2 separate regions of the Homo sapiens genome follow, and region 1 is linked to region 2. Evidence: read pairs that join two places in POLR2A ChIA-PET (ENCODE). Cell type or tissue: GM12878. All regions are shown on one strand.

Evidence for each region. ChIA-PET counts read pairs that join two places held together with the same protein. Peaks named below come from ENCODE experiments on the same cell type or tissue, not always from the same donor. Only the 100,000 strongest peaks of a DNase experiment are listed, where the experiment ranks them.
Region 1: POLR2A ChIA-PET joins it to region 2 with 5 read pairs; 2 of 35 experiments call an interaction of 5 or more read pairs at or near these places.

Annotation. Positions count from the first base shown.
Region 1 is chr6:149,148,906-149,156,905 of GRCh38, forward strand. It overlaps LOC124901426 (a long non-coding RNA gene), which reads left to right. Exons shown (of 2, transcript XR_007059807.1): 2 at 7,381-7,701. Among named protein-coding and RNA genes, the nearest start is that of TAB2-AS1, 100 kb to the right of the region's middle. In GM12878, no CTCF peak of the experiment used is centred here; no DNase peak of the experiment used is centred here.
Region 2 is chr6:149,061,558-149,069,557 of GRCh38, forward strand. The region is part of intron 7 of UST (uronyl 2-sulfotransferase); the gene reads left to right. Among named protein-coding and RNA genes, the nearest start is that of UST-AS2, 33 kb to the left of the region's middle. RefSeq lists enhancers at 4,335-4,414, 4,435-4,844. In GM12878, no CTCF peak of the experiment used is centred here; a DNase peak (open chromatin) is centred at 4,724; H3K27ac peaks cover 3,272 bases.

The DNA.
Region 1 (8,000 bases), 87 kb after region 2:
GTAAATTAAGATCTATACAGATGATGAAGTCATTAAGAATGATCCATTCATCCATTCGTTCATTCAACATTTTTTTTTTGAATGGTAACTGTATGTCAGGCACTATTCTAGTTTCTTCAGAGGTAAACAAAGCCGGCAAAATGTTCTGCTCTCCTTGACCTTACAGTCTAGTGGAGAGAGACAGTAAACAAAATAAGTAAGGAAAATATATGTTAGATGTCAAGAAGCACTATGGATACAAATAAAGCAGGCAAGAGGATTAGGGAGGCCAAAGAAGGATGCCATTTAAAATAGGGAGATGAGGGAAGATGACATTTGAGTAAAAATGTGAAGGAGAAAAGGGAGAGCCACATGGATATTAGGGTAAGCTGCCTTCTAGGCTTATGGAAGAGCAGATGCAAGGGTGCTGAGGCAGGAGCAAGCCGGATGTGCCCAAGGAACAGAAAGGAGACTGGTTGAATAAGAGAAGTAAGTGAGCAGCAGAGAAGTAAACTAGAGGATCAACAAGATCAGAGATGCCAAGTTACACAGGGCTTGTCATAGACTTTAGTTTTTATTCTAAGTGACATGGGAGATCTTTGGACAATTTTGAGCAGACAAGAGCCATGATCTTATTTATGTTTTACAGGATCCCTCTGGCTCCTTTGTTAAGATTGGGTATAAGGGGTTGGGCACGGTGCCTCATGCCTGCAATACCAGCACTTTAGGAGGCCAAGGTTGGAGAATCACTTGAGGCTAGGAGTTTGAGACCAGCCTGGTCATCATGGAGAGACCCCGTCTCTACAAAATATTTTAAAAAATTGTTTTAAAGTATGGCTAGAAGGAAGATAAAGGCAGTAGAAAGGTTACCAGTTAGGAGGCTATTAGAATAACCCAGGTGAGAAATGATGATTCAGAATGGTAGCCATGAAGGTGAAACAGTTTGAGTAAGATCTGGATACATTTTGAAGGTAGAGTAGATGGAATTTGCTGACACATTGGTTTAGAGGTCTGAGAAAAAAATAAGGAGGAAAAAAATGACTCCAAGGTTTCTGGCCTAAGCAACCAGAAAGATGGAACAGCTATTTACCGAAATGGGAATTCTGCAGGAAGAACAAGTTCCATTAGGTTAAACTCTAGTGCCATTTTTGCAGGTTCAAAACATTTGAATATCCGTCTTTTCATATAGTTTAACCTAACGTAAATGTATGTTGACATAGAAAGATATCCTGGAAATATTTTTGAGTGGAAAAAGGAGCATACAGAATTGCCAAAAATCATATGATTCTATTTACAAAAAATTGAGAGTGCGTGGGGGACCCTAAGACTTGCAATGTGAAGATTTGTCTTGATGTGCTCAAGAACTTTAAAAATCCAGAGCCTTTTGGTGCTCTGGGATTGCAGAAGTAGTCTACTGCCTTCTACTAAGACTGACATTGACCTCTTGCTTGAAGACATTACAGGATCCTCTAACTTAAAGAGAGCACGAGAGCCTCTCAGGATCTACCCTATCTGTCCTGGACATCACACCAATACACAGGATCAAGTCACATGAGCCAGCATGGGAAGTGCTGAGCTTATTAAGCCAGGACAGGGTCTCTATGCTTCAAAAAAGCCACAAGACCTAGCCGACTAGTGCTAGCTAGAGCTGGGGTTTGGGGGACATGCATGGGGCTGGATCCCAAGGTGATGCGTCAAGGAAGACAAGATCAACTCAGATAAGCGGGGGAGGGCTCATTGATATGGGAGCATCATCTTGTAATTCAGAATTCAACACTCCTGCAAGGATCCCAGAAGATGATGCTGATATGCTGCTAGGAGGCTCTCAACCTCTTGGAAAATATATTTGCAATAAATTGTAGGAGAAATGCTAGAGCTGCTGCAGCAAACAGTGAAGGGGAGAAGAGGCTTGTAGAGGTGGGCACGCCAGAATGGATCTTCCACATGCAGCCAAAAAGCCTGTTCACCTGAGCAGCAAGGACAGAGCTGGTTAGAAGGGAGCAAGCCTCACTGAGAAGCTCAGTGGCATGCCCAACAGCAATGCATCATAAGACAGAAGTGGTACATTTGGATCAGAGCACTCAATGAAGCTGCATGAAGAGGTGGCCCAACCCCACATGACATCTAACAGTACCACACATGCACTCTCCCTGAGCTCACCAATTCAGCTGCATGGGGGAGGGAGATCGCTTTTGAGAAGCTAAAGGAATTTTTAAAAAGGCTAAGCAGGGCTCACCAATGGATGGTTGTCTTGGTGTGTGAGTACAAGCTAAAGACAGGTGGCTTCTGTGTCACAGCCCCTCTCACAAATGGCACTGAAAGCAGCAGTGGGGAGGGATCTCCCAGTGAGCAGAGTTTTAGGCAGCACACTTAGTCATCCACGATGTGGTAAGAGAGTAGCTTGAGTCAAGATGATAGGTGGTTTCATGGACAGTGATAAACCATGTGACTGGTGGGTTGGATCTGTCAAAAGAAAGTTTGGAAGGTCAGAGGCAAGGGGGTCTGGAGAAGAGGCTGCAGATGGACATAGGGGAGCAGAAACCACGTGGGAGGGACTTTGTTTCCCATGTTAATGTCCATCACAGAACATTCATCATAGAAGACTCACTAAACAACCAAGGAGATGGGATGATTTGACCCGTTGACAACAGCCAGCTTCTGTCACCAGCTATGCCAAGTGTTGGCACAATGGGCTCATGGACAGAGGCCATGGGGGCAGGAATGCAGGCTATATTTGGGCCCAATAGTGCTGCTATTGCTGCAACCAACTTTACAGGAACAAAGCCAACATTGAGACCCCAGTTTGGCACCGTCCCTCAAGGAGATCAGCTACTTGGTGATAACTTGACTTCAGTGGACCATTTCTACCCAGGAATGAGCAGTCGTTCATATTGACTGAGAGCAAATATGTATTTCAAGTACAAGTTTGCTCTCCTGCCTGCCAAGCCTCAGCCATCACCATGATCACAGGCCTTACTGAGTGTTGGACCATTGATATGGGATCTTGCTTAACATCGTCTTGGACAAGGGTCTTACTACGCAACAAAGGAAGTATAGCAGTGGGCACTTAACCACGGGATCCACTGGTTCTATCACATACAGTCCCGCCTAGAACATTTGTGCCTGATAAAAATTGAACAGCTTTTTGAAGGTGCAGCTGAGGCACTAGCTTAGAAGTGACACTCTGCAAATATGGAGCACTCTTCTCCAGAATGCTGTACACATCCTAAATCAATAAACATTACTGAGCTGTGTCCCCTGATATAGTCTATAACCCAGGTCCAGGAGGAACCAAGGGGTGGAAGTAGGAGCAGCCCTGTTTATCACAACTCCAGCATGGGGACTTGAAATTGCCCATCCCTGCAACAGTTGGCTCTATGGTCTAGAGATCCTGATCCCCAGAGGGCAACGCTTCCACCAGGGAACAAAGTAAGGGTCTCAGTAAACCTTAAACTGTAGCTGCCACCCAGTTACTTCAAGAGCCTTGTGCCAAGAGACCAGCAGACAAGGAAAAGGTCATCATCCTTGATGCTGTAAATCATCTGGGTAAAGTGACCCAGATCATCACAGGTGTGACTGAAGTGATACAATAGGGCAGGAAGGAATATATTGGGCACCCAAGTGATATAATGAAGCATCTGTTTATACTTCCAGGCCTAATTTTAATGGTAAATGGGCAAATGCAGCAGCCACAGCCTAAGCAGGGCATTGTGGCCAGGGGCTCAGACCTCTCAGGAATGAAGTCTGCTCACACCAGACAAGACACCTCGACCAAGACAGGTGCTAGCCAAGGGTGAAGGGAATCAAGAATGGGTCATAGGAAAGACAATGTGTATAAGTTGAAGCCTCAGGACCAGGTGCAGTAGCAGGGGCTATAGTTTATCCTAATAACCTATCTTTGGCAGAGTTATCCAGGAACCCTGGAGGAGCTTATCCCAGTTGGGATAAACTTACTATATGAAGCAAGTGGCCCCAAGTGGTGGGAGGTGTGGACTCCAGTGGCTACTGTGGTGCACTGCTCAGATCCCCCTGAATGAGGCATTTGCTTCTAGCTGTCAGGAGCATTGGCTACAAACAGCTCACAATTGAACCTCCACGGGAAAAGTTCTGAGTAGAAAGAAGCTGCTTTGCCCAAGGTTATGCCCCCCGCTGAAGACACAGGAGCAGCCCACATCCAATGACTGGTAGATAATGCAGAGTATAAGGACCACTCCCCTTGCCTTAATTTGAGCTAACTCCGAAGGGCCAGCCCAGCTCCAGAAACCATGAGATCAGCTGAGACCTCTGTTGTAGCTGTATTGCAGCTTCACTTCTGCCTTTCCCAACCCTGCTTTATTTATTTCCTCACAGATGCTCTTTCCAAGAGTGCTTCCTCATGATCCTCCCACATGCACATCTCCATCTGCTGTGGTTTAAATGTGTCCCCCAAAGTGCATGTGTTGGAAACTTAATCCCCAATGCAACCAAGCTGAGAGGTGGGACTTTTAAGAGGTGATTAGGTCATGAGAGCTCTGCCCTCATGAATGGATTAATGCTGCTATCATGCGAGTAGTTTCATTATTGTGAGAGTGGGTTTATTAGAAAAGCAAATTTGGCCCTCTCTTGCTTCCTTTCTCCCATGTGTCCCCATTCTCTTGCCCTTCTGCTCCTGCCATGGGATGACACAGCAAGAAGGCCCTCACCAGATGCCGGCCCCTCAATCCTGGATGTTTAGCCTTCAGAACTATAAGAAATAAATTTCTGTTCTTTATAAAATACCCAGCCTCTGGGTGTCCTTTTACAGCAGCCCAAAACAGACTAAGACACCATCTCTGTGCATTTTCACAGAAAACTGTGCCTAAGATGCTTCAGTATTTCAATTTTGGAAGAAGATGGGGAAAGAGAAACAACAACTTCTGCTGTTTCCTCACCCTGTCCCTTCACTCTTTTCTCCTACAAAAATTGCATCATCTTCTCCTCATCTATATTTTGCTATTCCAAAATAAAAGCAAAAGCAAAAGCCACTCCAGCCTCCCCAGCGTCTTGTCTCAGTTCTAGTGTATACGTTATCTAGGTAGCAATGAGCAGGAGCTGACATCCCTCAAAGTATGTCTCACCTGTCCCATCCCAGGCTCACACTCTTCTATGCACAGAGAGCTTCTTAAGAAAATGTGAATAAGAAAGACTTGTTCTTGCTATTTCAACTTTAAACCATGTAGCAAATATTTTTTATCCCACTACCAGGTTAAAATCACACCAATCTGGACAATGTGCAGTTTATTACAACTCTGTTCCCACTGGGATAGCAGAAAGAGCTAATGTTATTGTTTTAAGTATACTGAAGCCAGATTTTTTGGGGTTATTTTTTGTTAGTACAAGCCAGTAAGACCAACTAGCTCATTTTTTTTTATCCTCCAGAACAATTGGGAGGTGTTTGGGTTTTTTGTTTTTGCTTTTTAAAATCTCAACTGACTCATTTGGTGGGAACAAATTCACATGTCAGCATGTGGTCTGACCAATATGACCTATCTACAGGGAAAAAAACAACATTTTCAAATTAAGGTACATTCAGCAATTATACATTCTTGTTTTAAAAAATATATACTGACCAGCACCTAGCCATATAACAAAGAGCATGTGCCTGAGATTGCCACAGTGGGAAGATTGATCAACATCAGTCCCATTGTTTGAGTCAGGATAACTTGCTCACATTTCAGTCAGCTTGAGTAAAAGAGAACTTATTGCAAGATGAGAGGAGTGTTTCATGAAACTTGAAGAATATACACAGGAAGTCGAATCTTTGGTAACTAAACCCTTGCTCTGTCTATTTTTCTCTCCCTTCCCTATCCTACCCCAATGTCTCTCTGCTTCCCTCTGTCCCTTTGCTCCCTCCTCTGGCTTCCTTTGCAGATTGCCTCTGGCTCTCTCTGCTTCATCACCAGTCCTCATGGCCCAAAAAGGCTGCTGCAGCTTAGTCTTCTAGAAGAAGTCACCTTCATGGAATACAGTCTCGTAGCCTCTTAAGTCAAACTTTTGTGATTTCTATCTGAGTGCTTTGGGTAGAGTCAGATATCCCTGATCTACCTGTTATAAAAATAAAATGCCCAGCCCCATTGTTCAGGAAAGCTTATGCAGACACCTGTCTAAGGATGGAGGTTGACCTTTTCAGGCACCCCAAAAGTATTTGTCACATTTCTTGGATATACATTTGAATCCCTTAGCAAATTCCACCATATTCCTTCTGGCAGACAGTGAGGTGAGAGACAAATTATCCATGTCAGTGAACCTATATATCATGTTTGGTTTTATATGGCAGCACCCAGTAGAGATGGGACTGATAATACTGAGGTTCAAGGGATAATGCTTATCTTTGAAAGAAAAGTAGATGGAGGGGGGTAATTATTATAATAATTTTCAATGTATTAGTAGAAGCATCATTTATTTTTAACAAGAAACTTACTAGCTAAAACATGCACAGAATCCTTTGACTTAGGAATTCCACTTCTCAGAATGCATACTAAGGAAACAATCATAACAGTATTGATATGGTTTGGCTATGTCCCCACCCAAATCTCTAATTGTAGCTCTCATAATTCCCATGTGTCATGGGTGGGACCCCATGGGACGTAATTGAATCATGAGAGTGGGTCTTTCTTGTGCTGTTCTCCTGATAGTAAATAAGTCTCACAAGATCTGATGGGTCTATAAAGGGGAGTTTCCCTGCACATGCTCTCTTGTCTTCTCCCATGTAAGACATCCCTTTGCTCTTCCTTCGTCTTCGGCCGTGATCGTGAGGCCTCCCCAGCCTTGTGGAAATGTGAGTCCATTAAACCTCTTTCTTTTATAAATTACCCAGTCTCGGGTATGTCTTTATCAGCAGTGTGAAAACAGACTAATACAAGTACATAAAACATTATAAAGAGATATTCATTATAGACATGTATTAATATAAATGAAAAGAAGTTGCATATCTATTAATAGGAATTCCAATGATGAATTTATGTTCTATGCATGGGGTTGGCTATTGTGCACCCTTTAAAAATTATCTTTTTGAAGAGTATTTACTCACATAGGAAAATGTGTATAATATGCTAAGGGAAAAAAACAAAATCATATGCATCCTCCTAATTGTATTTTAAATTATTTACCTATAATGCATTTAAAGAAGATAAGAAGGCAATATATCAAAATGTTAACTGCGATTATTTCTGAATGGTGAGGGATGGGTAACTTTTATTTTCTTTTTTATTATTGGCTTATTTTCCAAATTATCTAAGATGGATGCATATTGTTTTTATAATTAGTTTCTTCAGCCTTTCACCTCACAACAGTGAATGCAATAAAATGAACATTCAAGAAGAAAAGAGAGAAGAAAAGATTACTGAACTACCATGATGACCAGAGTTGACTTTTATTTTTCAGCTCATCTTTTGTTGTTGTGGGAAGGGCCCACAGAAGCCAACAGTTTTGGTGGAACTCCGATCGGACAGTAGATGCTTCTTATTCCTTGTTATGAACTACAAATGCCCCGACCTCGTGTTTATGATCGCCAACAGTCACTTGTGCATTTCTGTCTCCACTAATGCATGGTGTGGCTAATTGGGTTTGTGAAAAAGGTCACTTCCATCTTTTTTTTTTTTAATGAATGGTTTAGTTTATTATTACAGTGGAGTGTTGACAAGCATGGCAGAGACTAAAAATATAGTTCCTTTTCAAAATAAAATATTCAGCATTTTGACTGGCTGCAGATTTATTTGGCAGTAATTTCTTGGTTAAAATTCCCTGAGGTTTCTTTATATGGCTATTTTGGTTCTTTATTTTAAGTATATCAGCATTTTTCCACAGCTTCAAGCTATTCTCATCTCAGCATGTAGGAAGTTAATAGGCAGCACAGAAGCTTGTTACTCCAATTCCAGTAAAAACATAATTGGCTCAAGCAGCTAAGATACCAGCACCATCCTTTCTGCTACCTTGAAGGACCAGCAAGAATGGCCACAAACTCAAACTCATCACAACAATCAGGCCCATTCCAGGCAGTGCCC
Region 2 (8,000 bases):
TGGCAGGGCATTGGGAGGAGCCCCTGAGTTGGCAAACCAGAATCTGTGTGCAATCCACTGACATATGCATTTCATGCAGATGGGTGTGCCTGGTGCCGGGCAGAGATGTGTTTCCAAGGTCCCAGTAGAACTTTTTCCCTGCAGCCTTTTCCCTGAGCCACCAGCTTTCTGTGGATACTCCCAAAAGCCCGGGCTAAGTTCTTCCACCAGGAAGTGTTCAAGACTGACCAAAGAGCCACAGTTCACATTGTATCCACAGCAAAGTCCTTGGCACATAGGTCAAATGGATGTGATTGAATGACTGTTTTCCTTCTAAATAAAACACTTTCATTTTGCTAATGGAGAAACATCACTAAAAAGTACCAAAAGTGATGGCAAATTAAGTAACTGACCAGCATTCATACAGCAAAGTCAGGTCACACAAATAAATGTCTTTTTACCCAACAGTGTTTGAATCTTCAGTTAATGGCTGGGGTAAATATCACACCCAGCACAAATTCATTAGCTGCAAGACGGTGGCTTCTACATAGCTATTTGTGTTTGTGGTGAACCTTCCTTATCATGGCATGTCTTAAGCTTGGCTAAGTATTTGCAAGCGTTCTGTCACCATAACATAATGTTCTTCAACAGAGTGGCTAAGAAAAGCAAATACCACTACCTCTCCAGAACAACCTGTGATCCAAACCTTCTCTGTCAGCCTACTATCCAGAAATTCAATTTCCAGAAATGGAAAGTTTGCTCAGGAAGGACCCTCAACTAAGGAAGGAATTTAGCTAAAAAGTGAAGTATGCATAGTCAACACTGAAAGTTGCCCTTTGGGTTAATCCAGTCTTGCAGATGGATTTAAAATACAGGTTTCAAATCAACAAACATTTATGGAGGGTGGTTAGGTGCCAGGCATGGAGCTGGACACTGGGGAACTAAAAATGAAAAAGACACAGTCCCTTTCAGTGTGAAAACATTTTTGCTGGCTTGCAAGTTTTTCACCAGATCCTCCCAGACTTACCAAAGCATTCCCCTCATCTTAGAACACTCAAGCCCTTCTTTTCAATGGATTCCCTGAATGCCAGAATACACACAGGGCAAGGAGAAGTGGGTGGTTATAGATTTCCACTCAATTTGGAAATTAACAGCCTGTGGTGTAGCAAAAAGGTGCAAGGCTGAGAATCAGAAAGCCCACTTTCCAGTGCTTGGACTGAAATGTCCTGGCTGTACAGCCTTGAGCTGGTCTTGTGACCTCTGGGGCCCTTGGTATCTGTAAGTAAAATGGGTACTGGGAAGATTGAGCAAGGTAGTGAGGGGCGATGTGAAAGCGCATTAATCCACAGAGCCCTATGAAAATGAGAGGGATGTGCTTCTCTGCAGGACTTGTATGAGAAGTTGCACTGTTCGGGCTACTATTTGTAAAGTTTTAATAATACAGAAAGCAGCCCCCTCCTGGCCTCATGCCAGGTTTTATTCTCTACCAACATTGGGTGGCCAACTACAGATTTTTATGTCACTGGGGGCCAGCTGTTAGAAGAATCTCCACTCAGGACCGTAACTACTCTGTAGTGTCCCTGCCACTCCCTCCCCAGGGACAGCGCAGAGCCTGGAAGTCTATCCCCCTGTGGCCCTGACTCTATGGCTGATTGGACATGTCTATAAAGAAAAAACAATCTCTATTGTGTTCTTTAAATAGAAAGCTCAAAGTTTGTTTTTTTACTTTGTTTTCCCTCTTCTGAACACTTCATAGCTCAAAACCAGTGCCTATTTTGAGGAAATTTTCAATAGTTATCATAAAATTAACTAAGGGAATTATTTGACCAATCCCTAAAGGTAATAAGAAAAAACTTTTTAAAAAAATATCAAAAACATCCTGAAGCCACAGCTTCTTTTTGCCAAAAAGTATTGATGAATTAAAGTAGAGAGGCAGAAAAATGTGCCTTGCCAGCACTATTGGTCCCAAAAGGCAACCAAACCACAAAGTTAAACACTGAAATGTACAGACCCCAGCCAGATGGGAGGGTAGACTGCTTCTCGCTAAGGACCCAGCATTTGTGGGTCTCCTAGGAATTTCTGTGAAACTCCTTCAGATACTGCCTTTGTGCCCAGCTGTCTGTCTCCATCTCACAGACACAGCCAAGCCTTCCTTGAATCTGACAGCACCCTCGTCCTTCTGATGGTTTCTTTTGTTCCCTCAAGAAGCCTGTACAGAGGAGAACTGTGTTTCCCCAGGTGCTGAGCTGTGGAAATACAAAGATAAATGGGGTATCGCTTTTGTCCTGATCACTCAGTATAAAAAGCCTCTTTGGAAGAACAGCTAAATGAAACCTGGTGGAGATGTTAAGAATAAAATCTAGAGAAAATTTTTTAGGAGGTGGATAGTGCCTCAGAGGCCTCCTAAAAGTTTTCCATCTCTTGATTGAAACACACACAGAATCTATACTCTCAGACGTGCACACACAGCACATACGGCAAATCTTCATGATCTTGTAGTAAGTATGAAAGACCCAACTCCATGCAGAGTATTTAAGATAAGCCCAATAAGCCTGGTCTCCCTGGTGAGGATTTCTGACCAAACAGAAGAAATGTTGACTCCAGCAAATGAATCAGAGTGAGATGCCCTCTCTGCCCCCATGGTGACAAGCCTTGTGAGCAGGCATCTCCCTTAGACTGTGAGCTCCATCCACTCGTCAGCAATGTGGAGAGTTAAGAACCTGGGCTCATTAGTCAGACTTCCCCACACCCAACTTCGGGCTTCACCACTTACCAGCTGTGTGAGCCTGCACAAACTTCTAAATTCCAATGCCACAGCTTTAAATGGTGATAATAAGAGACCTCTACAGCACTGGGAGCTTTATAAGGATTAAATGTGTGTTTAGATATCTTACAATTCTTGGCACAGAGAAAGCTCTCAAAGTGCCAACTGATGATGATGATGATGGTGATGATGATGATGCCCCATTCACTGCAACAATTCCTGTGCGTGGTGCAGAATAGCTATTCAACAAATCTTTGCAGAAAGAGGGAAGGAAGATGATATTGGGCACACCAGTGAGGCCTAATTGAAGCCTTGATTTTGACGAGAAGCACTTACTCTCTAGGTTTATGAAAGCCTGAATTTTAGAATCTTTAAAGCAGAAGCATAAAACTCGACTTTCTATAACAGCCAGTCAGGTAACATAAAAGAATGAACCGGCATTTAGAGTCTGAGGCAAACTGGAAAGCCCTGGCCTCTTTCACGGGGGCAGTCACACTTGGCTCCAGAAGAATGTAGCCGCCCTTTGAGAAAAGCCAGAAATCCAGCTTTCCATGTGAAATAGACCAAGCCTTACAACAACTGAATCCATTTCTAAAAAAAAAAAAATACCCCACGGGCCAAACAACACATTGCCTGCCAGTCCGATCTTGGGCTGCCTTTTTGCCACCCTGTCTTAAAGGGAGGAGCTCTGTATTCGTCTCTTTCTTTTAAAATGTTTATCAGTGGGCACAAGAGACATGAGCCCCTTGAAGTTACTCTCAGTTCCTGCTAGGATCAGAGAACGCTCATGGAGTGAGGTCTTCACTTCTTCATGGTTAATCCGACAGTATGTGCTCACCTAACGAGGGCTTCTTCCCTTCCCAAGGAATGCTACTAATAAGTATAGATTTTTAAAGCATAATTGTTTTGTGGCTGAAATAACAACAATTATTTGAAAAAAAATCCTAACAACTTCCTCTAGAGCTGCTATTATGGCAGTCTGGAGAGAGGCTGATTCCATAGTCCATGTAGCTTTGTTTTGTTTGGATGGAAAGTCTGGCATTTTACAAAAATGTGGAAAACTTAGCAATGGAATGACTTTTCCATAGCACCGATTATCGTACAGCAAGACACACATCCATATGTCTTTGAAATGAGATTTTTAAGAATTCTCTGCTTATTATACAAGACAAACCACCTCTGGTCTTTCCATATGAAGGTGATAGTTTTCTACAGGCTCATGAAAGCTGCCCTGGTTATGGTGCAGTACTTAAAGTTAGGGAAAAATCTCAACATAGATGGGGACCCAGATTCAAATTCGTTTTTTCACTTACCAGCCAGCTATGTGACCTTGGGTAAGTTTCTATTTCTCCATCTGCAAAAGAGGGGTCATGATATTCACCTCACAGGGTTATTGAGAATATCAAATAAAATAATGTATATGATGATCCAAACTCATAATGGGTGTTCCCCATCAATATTGGTTGAATCTGAGTCTCTGTTTCTCCTGGCACAAAATAGCACTCCTGTTTCTGACCGCGACATAACCCTCTGGCAATGTCATTAACCTTATTAAATTTGGCAGCTCTGTGGAAAACGAAGGTCAAAAAAGCTGTCATTGTTTATATAAACTGTTCATTTTGTTGTTCACAGTGCTATGAGGACTAAAGGATAGAGGGTTGGATGCTGCCACCCAGGGAGTAACCAGGGAGAAGGGAAGAGGCTGGAACAGAGCCTGAGGAGGACTGGTCTTTATAAGACAGGCTGGGAAAGAGGAGGGCGTAGAGAAGATGGAAAGGGAGTGATCAGAGAGAGGTGAGGGTGCCAGGAAAACACTGTTGCAGATGCAGGGGTTTCAAAATGGAGTGTGTGGCCCACAGTGTGATGGGGTCATGCTGTGAGGCGCCCTCTGAGCTACCAACAAGGAAGCGAGAGTAACTGAATGGAGTACAGAAGGAACAGAAAGCAGGTTTTGGTGAGTTCAGTCACGTACGTAAGCTGAAAATGTTACAACAAATGTAGACAGCTCTTCAGGAAGTTGGGCTGTGATGGGGAGGAGAGAGAAAAGATGAAAGAGGGAGGGTGCATGAGACAAGGGTTTTTTCAAGAAGGGAAGTGAGTTTTGATGGCAAGGAGCCAGTTGAGAGGGAGAGGTTGACAATGAAGAAGAGGGGGTGGATGAGGGAGAGAAGGAAACTCCAAGGAGGCAGGGTGGGTAGACAAATGAAGCAAGAATTGGATATTAATGCAAAACTAGAGCTTGGGGAAACATTAGATCCCATAAGAATCTGCCAAACCAGCTGATACTGACCCTCATGTTTAGACGGGGGATTTAGGGAGGGATTAAGAAGAGTAAGGAAGACTGAAGTAACTGAAATACACGAGACAATCTGTTGTTATTGGAGGGGTAACAGGAAAAGCTTCTCCTCCACCCTCTGAAGCTTACTTGAAAATGAACTTACAATAGGCAGATTAACAGGAAAAAAAGGAATAAAATTTATTAATATGCATGAAACTGAGCATGGTAGCTCACTCCTGTAGTCCCAAATACTCAGGAGGTTGAGGGGAGGATCGCTTGAGCCCAGGAGTTTGAGGCTGCAGTGAGCCACCACTGCACTCTAGCCTGGGCAACAGAGCAAGACCCTACCTCTTAAAAATAAAATGCTACACAGGAGAAAATCACAGGAGAGTGGTTACCTCATAACCCAGGGAGGTCCAGCTTTTTTCTATACCTTTCTTCATAGGGAAAGGGGAAATGGAGGTTAAATGTGGCAATTTTGAAGAGTAGTAAATGATATTTAAGGGGAATGAATGGGCCCAATGCTCAGACAATGGAAGGTAAATAATTCTCTTTGGGAACTGAATGGGACCCAAGAACAGGCAATAGTTTGGGACAACGTTCATCTGAGCTCTGAGTGTGGTGTTTAATCTTCAGTCCCTTCCTCTGTGACATGAGTTTTGATCTTCTCTGATTAATGAAATTTTAGGGGAGGTGACTGAAGGCAATTTTGTTCCTCTTTGGCAGGTCCAATTTCTAGGTAGATAAGGGAACTTCAGAGAACAGCTTCATCCAGGATGTACTGGTCTCCAATGGCCTTCAATTTGAAATATCGCCATACCAAGTTGCCATATTTGGCGGTCACCCTCCCTGGATCCTTAACTATTCAAGAAAGGATCTTTTAAAGCTCTTGCCTTGTAGCCAAACATGAAAAAGTCCCCCTTCCCTCTTGTCTTAAAAGTCTGTCCTCTCTGTGGAGTGTTCTAGCAAACATAGGGCTGGGCCTCCTCATGTTCTGACTAGCACTATCAAATAGCCAAAGCACTTTTGTCAGGCTGGTAAGGTGACATGCAATTAAAATTTGGTTGGAAAGGCTACCTGGGATCTTATCAAATATCAATCTTATTAAAGACCTCTCATTACTGTATAAAAGTTGGATAAGATATGTCAATGTAGGGGGCTCTGAGTGAAATCATAAGAGCCAGTACTTTCCAGTCATAGAGTCGATGGAGTGCACTGGGATTTTAGATGCTGGTTATCACCAGAAGTCTGTCGTTTTCCGAACATGGTAAATACTAGGTCAATTTCTGCCTGGGATAGAATGTTTCCTACTGGAAACACAAAATTACAAGTTTAATCTAAATAAACCACCAGGACGCAGTTTTACCTCTCAGGTGGAACTCTGCAAATAGTGGTTGTTGGGGTGGTTTTCATCACTGACTCTGAGTATTGGACCCAGAGATGATCGTGCCCAATTTTTTTTTAATCGGCCCTTTTCTCCTCCCAAACTATAAAGCCATTAGCCATTCCCTCCAAAACACCTGCCAGTTTCCTGTGAGATCGGTTGTTAAGTTTGGGTGCCTCAGTCAGCAGGAGGAGTAGTAGGCTCTAGGCCTGGACATTGACCATTATGCTCTACCACACTGTGAAGAAAGGTGTGAGAAGCAGTAATAGCCCTCTCACCTGTCCACACCAAGAAACAACACAGCAAAAGCACAGCAGCTGATTGTCATGAGGAGCCTCCTACCTCTGCCACTTTCTGGCTGCATGACCTTGAATGAGTTATAGCCTTGGCCTCAGTTTCCTCATGTATAAAATGGCTCTTCCATCAAGGGGTTATTGTGAGGATTAAGTATGATTGTGTGTACAAGTGCTTAGCTCAGTGCTTGCTACACATTAGTTCCCATTAACTGTAGCTGTTACTATAAAAATATACCACAAAGCATTAGGCTCAGCCAGGACTGTCACCATCTCGCACCATATCAGTTAACTAATCGTGCAAATATGTCCTGGTTCTTTTCACTTGTACTTGAAGGACACAATATCACATTTTATTGATGTATAATATTTTACATATTTATGGGATATGTATGATATTTTTTTCCATGCATAGAATGTGCAATGATCAAATCAGGGTGTTTAGGGTATCCATCACCTTGAGTATTTATCATTTCTATGTGTTAGGAACATTTGAATTTTTTTTTCTAGCTACTTTGAAACATACAATACATTGTTGCTAACTATAGTCACCCTACTCTGCTATGGAGCATGAGAACTTACATCTTCTATATAACTGTACATTTGTACCCATTAACCAACCTCTCTTCAGCCCGCTCTCCAACCCAGACATCCTTCCCAGCCTCTGGTATGTATCATCCTACTCCCTCCTTGTGGTCAACTTCTTTAGCTCCCATATATGAGTGAAAATACACGATCTTTGTCTTTCTGTGCCTAGATTATTTCATTTAACATGATGACCTCCAGTTCCATCCATGTTGATGCAAATGACATGATTTCTTTCTTTTTTATGGCCAAATAGTATTCCATTGTGTATAATACCACATTTTCTTCATTCATTCATTGATGGACACAGGTTGATTCCATATCTTTACCACTGCGAATATTACTACAGTAAACACGTGAGCATGCAAGTGCAGGTATCCCTTTGATATGTTGATTTCATTTCCTTTGGATAGATACATAGTAGAAGGGTTGCTGGATCATGGTAGTTCTATTTTTAGTTTTTTGAGAACTCTCCATACTGTTTACCATAGTGGCTGTTCTAATTGGCATTCCCACCAACAGTGTATAAGAGTTCCCTTTTCTCCACATCCTCACCAGCATCTGTTATTTATTGGCTTTTAATAATAGCTATTCTAACTGGAGTAAGATGATAGCTCATTGTGGTTTTGATTTGCATTTCCTTGATGATTAGCATGTTGAGTTTTTTCATATACCTCTTGGCCATTTGTATGTCTTATTTTGAGAAATGTCTATTCG